Regions from separate parts of the Homo sapiens genome. Here region 2 is linked to region 1. The links are chromatin contacts, found by Hi-C or POLR2A ChIA-PET in ENCODE. All regions are on one chromosome and are shown on one strand. The core of a region is the stretch at or near the end of the contact, and the rest is flanking DNA. Distances in the headings are between cores, read along the strand shown. Region 1 holds the start of PRR11 (proline rich 11). Region 2 holds the start of NOL11 (nucleolar protein 11).

Region 1 (5,206 bases), core at 806-3,305:
CTTATAATCCACCAAGTACTATGCTAGGTGCTGGCATACAATCCTGAACAACACCAACATAGTCTTTGTCCTTCTAGAATTTTTTTTTTTTTGGGGGGGTGGACAGAGTCTCGCTCTGTCACCCGGGCTGGAGTGCAGTGGTGTGATCTCAGCTCAATGCCACCTCCACCTCCTGGGTTCAAGCGATTATCCTGCTTCAGCCTCTTGAGCACCTGGGATTATAGGGGCGTGCCACCACACCCGGATAATTTTTGTATTTTTAGTAGAGATGGGATTTTGCCATGTTGGCCAGGCTGGTCTTGAACTCCTTACCTCAAGTGATCCGCCCGCTTCATCCTCCCAGAGTGCTGGGATTACAGGTGTGAGGCACCATGCCCAGCCTCCTTACAGAATTTATACTGGCTGAAATGTCATCTCTTTTGCACTTCTATAGCACTTTATACACATCTTTATTATAAAATGTATTACATTTCATTGTAATTTTTGCTTGTATGTTTGTCATCCTGCTGGACTGTGAGCTTTTCAAGGGTGTGACAAATTTCATTCATCTTTGTTTTCCCAGCATCTAGAATACAGCAGGAGCTAAATAATGTTTCATTCAATAAAGAATGAAAAGAAGCATTCCTGCTAAGTGTTAGCTAGCAAGTGTTATTTTAGTTAAGGAATATATTCTAATATTGTCAAATTCTCTTGGTTAGGGAGGTTTTTACTTCTTCATATCATACCACATCTTCATATGGCTAAAAGATGGGTCTAAAGCTATTTTCCAATAGGAAGATGCAATAAATAATACAGTAAGAATTACAGTCTTTTGCAGGAGTTGGCGCTGCTGCTTCTGTGAAAACTCCACCCAATGATATGAAAAGTTCTTTGCGGCCGAGCGTGGTGGCTCACGCCTGTAATCCCAGCACTTTGGGAGGCTGAGGCTGGTGGATCACGAGGTCAGGAAATCGAGACCATCCTGGCCAAGAGGGTGAAACCCCGTCTCTACTAAAAATACAAAAATTAGCCGGGCGTGCTGGCGTGCGCCTGTACTCCCAGCTACTCAGGAGGCTGAGGTTGTAGTGGGCCGAGATTGTGCCACTGTACTCCAGCCTAGGCGACAGAGCGAGACTCCGTCACAAAAAAAGAAAAAAAAAAAAAAGAAAGAAAGAGAAGAAAAGTTCTTTGTTCTGGGGTACTTTCAAAGCTGTAGCAGCAACGGAAATGACTGTTGCATTTCATTGCCATCTTCCTAAAACACATTTTTATGGAAGTCTCTTGCGCTCCTCCACAAATAGCCTTCAATTACTTAATTTCCATTAGCAGTCCAATTGATTCTTCTTGAACACCCATAGCACTATTTCTGGGTACTTGCTTTTTTTAAATTTTATGTTTTATGCTTTTTTTTTTTTAAGCATTGCTGTTTTTGTTCTGTCTTGTTTTTCCAAAGAGACTGCAGCTCCCTAAAGTCTCATCCCGCACAGTATTAGGCACTCAGTAAACAGGACACGCATTTAAAATTGACACTCTAACAGCATGCCAGACAATATCGAGTAACATAGTAATATTCCCAGTCAAGAAATGTACCAACTTAAACTTTAATGTGCATAGAAATCACTCAGGGAAATCTTGTTAAAATGTATATTCTGATTTAGTAAATTTGGGTGGAGTCCGATAATTTGCATTTGTAACAAGCAAACAAGAGATGCGGATGCCGCTGATCTGTGGACTTGCATTGAGCAGCAAATATGTAAAGAAATGTTCAAAAGGAAGGCAGATGCTTTGCTCCAAAACGTATCTTGCGAAGTGTTAATTAAATAGAAGTATGGTTAAGATGAAGCCAGGCCGAGCACTTCTTCCCCAGCCCCAAACCTCCCCTTCCTCCTTTCCATTTCCCCTTCGTGTCCAGCCAAAGTCCCCACCTCCCTAAACCATAAAAACACAAGCAGCAACAGGCCCAGCTACTCAAGACGCGAGCTCAGATAACAAAGAAATAATCGTTCCTGCACTTACTAGTCTAAGAGCCGGGGGAGTCGATGGAGTCCGGGCTGTGGCCTCTCCCACGCCATAAAGAAAAATTCAAAATTAAATCCTTGTCAGGGAGAGGCCAATCGTAGACACGGTCTCTGCACGATTCGCTCTTCGGATGGTGTAGGAGCACAGCCCGGCTTGTGATTGGCTGAGATAGCACAGAGCTCCAGCCAATCAGAGCTGAGGCGCTTCTGGTATGAATAAGGAGAAGGCGGGAGAGAAGGGGAAGGAAAGCCGGAGGGGAAAGAAGGTGTGTTACGTCCCCTCTGCTGTCGGTGGAAGCTCTGGTGTGATTGGTTGGCTCTTCTTCCAATTGCACCAATCTCAAGCTCTTCTCTGCAGAGCCCTAACTACAAAATTGAAAGTAGAGAGGAGGGGGCAGCCAATGGAAAAAAAAATTTGCACAGCAGCCAATCCTCCTGCGGCGTTTTGTGCCTTTGCCCAACAGGAAAATGTGTCTCATGCAGAGGGGCGTTACCCAGTCTCCAATGGGCGGGAGCCGGTGGAACGGAGGAGCCAATGAGTGCGAGATGTTGAGTGACAGCTGTCCAATGGAGGCCCTCCGTGCTAGTACGGCTTGCGGCTTAAGCGCCGCCGCGGTCTGCGGAATGTCAACTATTCAACATGGAGGCGGAGGTCGATAAGCTGGAACTGATGGTGAGTGCAAAGTGAAGGAGATCTACTGGGTAGTTTATTTTTCCCCCATGGCCTCGGAGGTGGGGCACAATTTGGAGTCGCCGGAAACTCCGGGCGGCGGAGGCTGGACCAGAGTCGAGTTCCCTCCTCCTGCACCAAAGGGAGCCGCCACCGTCTGGTGTCTAAACCGCCTCGGGTAAGGGGTTACATCCGGGAAACTCGTCAGGGAAATGGCGGGAGATGCTGAGGGTGCGGGGCCTTTGGAATTCCTTGTTCCTTGCCCTCACCTTTACACCCCTTACGAAACTGCGCCGGGTGCAGACCGCATTCTGTGTTTGTACCAAAAAAGATGTGAATGGAACGGTCCCTAAGCGTCCCAAGAAGGGAGAGGTGGTTCACACTCCAAGAAAGGGGAACGGAGGGTGGGGTGGGGAATAAACTGACGGGGGCGAGGAGAAATCCCTGTAGGGCCAACCCGCTCACGTTCTAAAAGGCGGGCCGAGAAAGTCTGAGAAAGGATGCTAGACTTGTATGCACAACTTCCTAACGGCCAAGGAACCCGTTTCTGTTTGATCCGGAGGTGGCAAACCGTGGGTGAGGGAAGAGGTGTGAGCGAAGGGGATCGTAACCACGAGCTCCGCTCCCGGAGCGCGGGCGGGATTGAGACAGGAAAGGCATCCTGCTCTGGAGTTGTGCACTTTCATTCATCTGTGAAAGTAGAAAACGGGGGCGAAGAATTGGAAAGCACTCCCGTTGTTGCTGGCGTGTTTGGCCTGCTCGGGGGGCGCCCAGCTGGGGGGCTGTCCTAGTTTTCTTTAAGGATCCGTCCCTCACTTGTTCTCTTTATTCCCTCCCTCCCATCCTTAGATTACCAGCTTGATCGCCCGCGCTTTTTTCCTCTTAGTGTCCTTGTTCTGTCTTCAGCCCTTTTCGTTCAGCATTATCTTTTTTTTCTTTTCTTTTCTTTTTTTTTTTTTTTCCCAGGTTGGGCTGCTTTCCTTAAAAACCTGGACTTTGGAGGAAGCGCCTGCCACTGAGCTCCTGTCTTTTTTTGTTTGTTTGCTTGTCTGTTAAATACGATTGGCCGGGCGCGGTGGCTCACGCCTGTAATCCCGGCACTTTGGGAGGCCGAGGCGGGCGGATCAAGAGGTCAAGACATTGAGACTACCCTGGCCAACATGGTGAAACTCCGTCTATACTAAAAATAAAAAAATTAGCCGGGTGTGATGGCACGCGCCTGTAGTCCCAGCTACTCGGGAGGCTGAGGCAGGAGGATCGCTTCAACCTGGGAGACGGAGGTTGCAGTGAGCCGAGATCGCGTCACTGTACTCCGGCCTTGCGACAGAGACAACGTCTCAAAAAAAAAAAAGATTAAGTTTTAAAAAAGTAAAAGACTTCTTTCTTCGTTTGTAATCCGTCCCTCCTTCCCACGCCATTCCCTGGCATTACTGCTTAGGTATCCTTTGTGCCTGCCCTGCTTTCTTCAAGCTGAATCTTGGGTCTCTAACTTCTTCCTTGGAAAGGATGGGTGGTGATCCTGGAAGAAACCTCACCCACCCCCCATTCCCACCCCAGAAAAAGTGAGGCCTTGATATATCTTATTTTCTTCTGTTGTGCTAATGAATTGGAGTGCCTCTCATATACAAATTTAATTTGAAGGCTTTCAATTACTTTTAGCATTTTGTGTTTAAATTTTCTTTGTGCAGTGTGTGTGGGGTTGGAGAAGTGTAGGGAGAAATGGGAGGGAAGAAGGAAGAATTTCCTGCAGATTTTCAAACCTGTAATAATGAACTTTTAGTTTTAAGTTTTATTATCATTTAAAAAAAACAAAATGTTAAGCATTGTAATTTGATTCTGTCAACAGGCTTAAATGTTAAGACTATCTTGCCCTTCTCCCATTCTGAATTCCTCCCTACTGATATAGATATTTCTGCTTAAATTCATAATTCATTTCTGCTAAATGATGCTAATTCTGCTTTTAACAGGTTGTTTGCTTCTCAAATTGGCTGTTTCTAATTTTTAAACTTCGTCTGGCTTTTACAGTAGAGTCAGTATTCTCACAGGACTTCTTTAGATTGAACAAATTCTCTTTTAAGTGAACAATGATGAAGTAAACATTTTGAAAAAGTAGGTTTTAGAAAATTATAAGGTAGCCAGACATTTAAACTTTTAGGTATTGTTTGAATGATGGGGTAGTATTTAAATTCTTTTTGAAGACAGGAAAAAAAGAAATGAGGTTTTTTTCCTTTCTTACATCCTTGCAAGTAAATTAGTGGTAGCTTTTTTTTTTTTCCTTTCAGGTTATTAGTTTGTTTCCATAATTATTAGGGTTTAGAAATGAATTTTTATCATGGCTCTAATTATTACTGCTTTGTGTTGACTAGATAATAAAAGACAGTGCATCTCATCTTCAGATTTACCATGTGCTTCTAGAAAAAAATGTTATACTTGTGGACCAGTTTATTTTATAAGATTTTAAGAGTAAATGATTCCTGTGCTATCTTCTGATTTTTGGTTTTACATCAGTTAAATAAAGGATTTGTCAAGGTAAAAGGAA
Region 2 (5,206 bases), core at 1-2,500, 8.6 Mb before region 1:
CTCAAGTGATCCACCCACCTGGGCCTCCCGAAGTTCTGGGATTACAGGCGTGAACCACCGCGTCCGGCCAAACCTCTAAAAGGGTAGTTAAAATGAAAATATAACTAAGTTCCTAAATAAGTAAATAAGCAACCCTTTGTTAAAAAAACAATAGTACATTTAAAAATTGATTATATTATGCCTCTGCATGGGAAGTTATGCCTCTGAACAGCGGCATGGGAAATTAAGTAGGGACATCTGGGATCATGTCTATCCAATTCCAATCTGCCATTGTATTCCTATGCAGGAGCTGCAAAACTGCAAATCTACTTGACATCCCAAGTGAAACCCAATAGAGTTAGCAGAGTCAAAACGGCACAGGGAGCTGTTAGCAACCTGTTCTCAAAACGTCAAAGCAGATACCTAACTTCTTTAAAACATGGAAAACTATGTTCAGCAGCCCAGAGAAAAGTAACTGCTTTCTATGCGACCACCAAAAGCAAGGTTAGAAAGTGTTCTCTATCAGGCTTTAGGCTGAAATGGGGGCAGGGCTTGCAGATTTTCCCAGGACTCAACTCCAGGATTCCCAGCGTGAATCAGAGATGCCAACAGACAACTCACTTGGAGGCAAGATTCTTAGCGAGCTATCAAGAAAGTCCCTCACTCTCTAAAATTGTCCCCGCCCCTACAAAGAGAGGGGTGTGAAGTGTAGACACGGCTAAACCACTATTCCCACTCTGTCAGTGTCATCCTCTCCCGCCCAACCAATCTCCGTTCCATCCTCCCGCGGGCGGCTAAGATAATAAAGACCCTAGGAGGGAATCTTAGCAAGGCCAATTCCGCGAGTTCCGAAGCAAAAGCACAGGTTTTCTTTCTTTTCCGAGTCTAACCCACGTGCACTCAGACGCTCTGCCCCTGCAAGTCGGAAATATGCCTTTACAGGAAGGCAAGCAAGCCAGATTCCAGACCTCACTCAGCGTCCCCAACAGGCCCAGCCGGCTCTCTGCTAAGCCTTCTCCACGATCTCTTTCTGAAGCTGTGAGAAACTTGAGCTCGAGCTCCGCGCTCAGAAAGGGGCGAGAAGGCAGTCGGGGCGCTCCCAAACCTATTGCCTTCACCTTATAGAGGATGACTGTCCTGCCGCTGTCTGTCACTAGAAACTGGTCTGTTTTGTCGCTCTGCTCCACGCCTAGGAGTCCTTCAGGCCCGGCGCTCAGGACTACCGAAGACAACGTGAATTCTTCCTCCAGCGCTGCCATTTTGAGCAAACCTAAGTACGGCCGCGCTCACTCCCGGCAGGCCTCGCGCTTTCTCTCGCGAGAATGAACGGGCCTGAGGGGGCGAGTGCTTGCCAAACCAGGAACCTGCTCTCGCAGCCTGCGACCTCTGGCGGGCGGAAGGAGCGAGCGCGACTGTGAATTTAGCCAGGTGGGCTGGGCCGGCTTGCGTCAGACTCCGCCTCCCGAGACCACGCCTCGCCGAGTCCCGGATGTGCTCCAGGAAGGGATAGGGTAGGCGCGGAAGTGCTGCTTACTGGGTCCTGAATCGGCTGCGTGCTGTTCTAGGTGGGGACTTGAGAGACTGTAGATGGGTCTAGGGAGTGGTCGAATATAAATAAGCTAGATTTTTTTTTTTTTAATTGCAAGGGAACTCCCTAGGAATTCCATCCATGGCCTTGTGGAACGATCTGCCAAAGAAAAAATATTTATCTCTGTAGGTAAACTCCCAATAACGTGCTGTTCCTACGTGAAATGCTTAATTCCCCCCAAGTTTCTTGGAACCCTCTAGAGATCTCCAGTCTTTTCAGTCTTTCAGGCCTTCTGAGTTCTCTGACTCCCCTTCTCTGAGCCCCAGTGGGGAAAATCTCTCCTCAGCTTACAGGAAATTCAGACTAGTTTGATGAAGGTGAAGTTGAAGGTCCCCTGTGTGATTTTTGGCAAGGTTTTTATTTCCGGGAGAAATGTATGTTTCTCAGATAAGCATGGCAGATTCAATCAATAATGTTAAATAAATAAGTAAAGATAAATTGTGATGTTCTTAGGGAGAAACCATTTAATAGGCAATTACTAAACAAATGTACCCAGTGTGACAAAGTGCCTCAGTTTAGATTTAAGCATCCACCAGATCGCCATGTGTGTTGTTTCTCATTGCCCCAACATGACGACATGGGCAAAAGGAGAATATCCAGCTACTGTGAAGGAATCAAATGCAGTCTATTTTTATAATGCTAATAGGTCTTTTGTTGTTCAAAAGTAGTGGCATTATCATGGCTCACTGCAGCCTCTAACTCTTGGGCTAAATAAAGCAATCCTCCTGCTTCAGCCTCCCGAATAACTGGGACTACAGGCATCCATCACCACGCCCGGCTAATTTTTGTATTTTTTGCAGACATGGAGTCTTGCTTTGTTGCCCAAGGTGATCTTGAACTCTGATAATCTTTTAATTTTTAGGCTGGGTTGTGAGATCAAGAGGATATAGTTTATTATTATGCTTCATAACTTACTTTGTGATAGGTGGTAAGAAGAAAAACATTAAACTCAGAAGGGAGAGATAAAGCGTGGGTGTGTGGGGGAGGAAGGAGTGGTCTGTGTATGTGAAATTTTCACTAGGATGACCACAGGCCTCCTTGAGAGGATGTCTTTTTTTTTTTTTTTTTTTTTTTGAGACAGGGTCTTGCTCTGTCGCCCAGGCTGGAGTGACGCAGTCTCAACTCACTGCAATCTCTGCTTCCCGGATTTAAGCTATCCTCCCACCTCAGCCTCCCGAGTACCTGGGACTACAGACATGCACCACCATGCCCGGCTAATTTTTGTATTTTTTGTAAAGATGGGGTTTCACCGTATTGCCCAAGCTGACCTTGAATTCCTGGGCTGAAATGACCCTCCCCCCTTGGCCTCCTAGAGTGCTGGGATTACAGAGCCACAGTGCCTGGCCCAAGGGTATCTTTTGAGGATGGCATGAAGGAGGGGAGGGAGCGATCATGCAGTTAACTAGGGGAGGGAGCGATCATGCAGTTAACTAAGAGCATTCTCAGTAGCAAGTGCGCCTGGGGCACCAACAGGGAGATTCCCTAGAAGTCTATCGCAGTTATTGTAGTTACCAGGTGAGAGGTGATGAGGGCACCATCAGTAGCAAGGCTTTTCTTTCTTTCTTTCTTTTTTCTTTTTTGAGGCGGAGTCTTGCACTGTAGCCCAGGCTGGAGTGCAGTGGCGCAATCTCGGCTCACTGCAAGCTCTGCGCCCCGGGTTCACGCCATTCCCCTGCCTCAGCCTCCTGAGCTGGGACTACAGGCGCCCGCCACCATGCCCGGCTGACTTGTTTGTATTTTTAGTAGAGACAGGGTTTCACCTTGTTAGCCAGGATGGTCTCGATCCCCTGACCTCGTGATTCGCCCGCCTCGGCCTCCCAAAGTGCTGGGATTACAGGCGTGAGCCACTGCGCCCAGCCTTTTTTTTTCTTTTTTGAGACAGAGGTTCACTCTTGTCACGAAGGCTGGAGTGCAATGGCACAATCTCGGCTCTCTGCAACCTGCAACCTCTGCCCCCCGGGTTCAAGCGATTCTCCTGTCTCAGCCTCCCGAGTAGCTGGGATTAGAGGCACCCACCCCACACCTGGCTAATTTTTGTATTTTTAGTAGAGACGGGGTTTCACCATGTTGGCCAGGTTGGTCTCGAACTCCTGACCTCAGGTGATCCACCCGCCTCAGCCTCCCAAAGTGCTGGGATTACAGGCCTGAGCCACCGCGCCCGGCCACTTCACATTTTCGTATTCATGGCACCAGCAATTGTCTGTGATCCATACAAAGAGCTTAATACACGTTTGTTGAATAAGTCACACTTAACGTTGCAAGCTAGGATAATAAATAGAACGTGGACTTGATCCATTAAGGGAAAGTAAGACTTCCTGGTTGAGAAAGCTGGAACTGTGCTTGCATATTCGTCTGTAAATTTGAGTCTAAGTTTGGTAAACTATTAAAGGAGATTACAATCCTTTCTGGAAAGGACACCAGCTATAATAAGGGAACTAGGAGTCTTCTGCAACCAAGCCTAAGCTAGGAACGGGTCAGGAGGCGTTCCACTTCCAATGTGCATCCATCAAGGTCAATGAGCAAGAAGAGGGTCTGGCTATCCCTCACTGGTTAGAGACATTTAAGGCTGGTCTTCAAAGGCAGCTGTGACCCTGTGCATTTTACTGTGTGTTGTGGATGTTCTCTCTGGATTGTTTGTCATGTTTATGCTGCTTGGCTGCCTAGCTGTGAAGACTGGGGGAAGATATTGCCTCTCACATTCAATTCCTAGAATAGAATCAGATGATAAATATACAATGAATGAGTCTAAATATATAATGGGTAGGAAGGGAAGCCTGCTCACATTCAAAAGGGAGGATGTTACCCATTAGAAATTTGTCATGGAAGGTTGACAGCTGGTGACGTGTACATTGCATGAATGGGGTACAGTAAGTGCTTCATCAAAGGAATATTCGTAGAAGGACCATTCAGCAAAGAAAGTGAATGGTAGATATTTGTATGCCACCAAATCTCTATATTATTTGAAAGTTGTGGTGATTCTTAAATAAGATCTGAGATACTCTAAGATATGTTTTTCGGTTTCAGAAACTCAAAAAACCTTTGCGGTAAATGTTCAGACCATAGCAAATAATTGAACAATATTACCAGAATTTAGGCATATGCCCCTGAAGAAGTTTTCTGCCCAGCAAAAATCAGAGAGAGAGAGGAAGAATCTAAGATCTTTGTCATCCTTTGGGGCATACATTTCAACCTAATGTTAGCGCCCTCCCGGTGGTGCCAAAACCCAATGAGTATATTTTAAATTTTTTTATTGTGCTAAAATGTACGTAACATAAAATTGCCATTTTAACCTTTTTAGCAACTTTTGTTTTGTTTTGTTTTTTGTATTTTTAGTAAAGACACGGGTTTCACCATGTTGGCCAGGATAGTCTCGATCTCCTGACCTCGTGATCCGCCCGCCTCGGCCTCCCAAAGACTTCCACACCTGGGATTACAGGCATGAGCCGCCGCACCTGGCCTGTTTTTTTTGTTTGTTTGTTTTTTTGTTTTTTTTTTTTTTAAAGAGACAGGGTCTTGCCACGTTGTCCAGGCTGGTCTTGAACTCCTGGGCTCAAGTGATCCTCCTGCCTTGGCCTTCCCAGTAGCTGGGATTACAAGCGTGAGCCACGGCACCAGGCTCTTAACCTTCTTTTTTTTTTT

The links. Hi-C counts contacts between places; a loop is a spot of excess contacts on that map. ChIA-PET counts read pairs that join two places held with the same protein, here RNA polymerase II (POLR2A). Pooled maps may share reads with other maps.
Region 2: a loop to region 1 is called in a pooled map, with 10 times the contacts of the local background. The contact joins the promoter of NOL11 here to the promoter of PRR11 in region 1. A Hi-C loop is called at or near these places in 5 of 50 pooled maps. POLR2A ChIA-PET finds 5 or more read pairs at or near these places in 2 of 52 experiments (A673 and WTC11).

The regions. Positions count from the first base shown.
Region 1 is chr17:59,152,595-59,157,800 of GRCh38, reverse strand. PRR11 (proline rich 11) reads right to left here and starts at 2,055. Exons shown (of 10, transcript NM_018304.4): 1 at 1,996-2,055. It overlaps SKA2 (spindle and kinetochore associated complex subunit 2), which reads left to right and starts at 2,615. Exons shown (of 4, transcript NM_182620.4): 1 at 2,615-2,670. The coding sequence starts at 2,638. RefSeq lists enhancers at 1,878-1,927, 2,588-2,827.
Region 2 is chr17:67,713,980-67,719,185 of GRCh38, reverse strand. NOL11 (nucleolar protein 11) reads right to left here and starts at 1,250. Exons shown (of 18, transcript NM_015462.5): 1 at 1,098-1,250. The coding sequence starts at 1,238. It overlaps LOC101928045 (a long non-coding RNA gene), which reads left to right and starts at 1,508. Exons shown (of 4, transcript NR_188294.1): 1 at 1,508-1,544. RefSeq lists enhancers at 1-77, 1,000-1,189, 1,260-1,339 and a silencer at 640-729.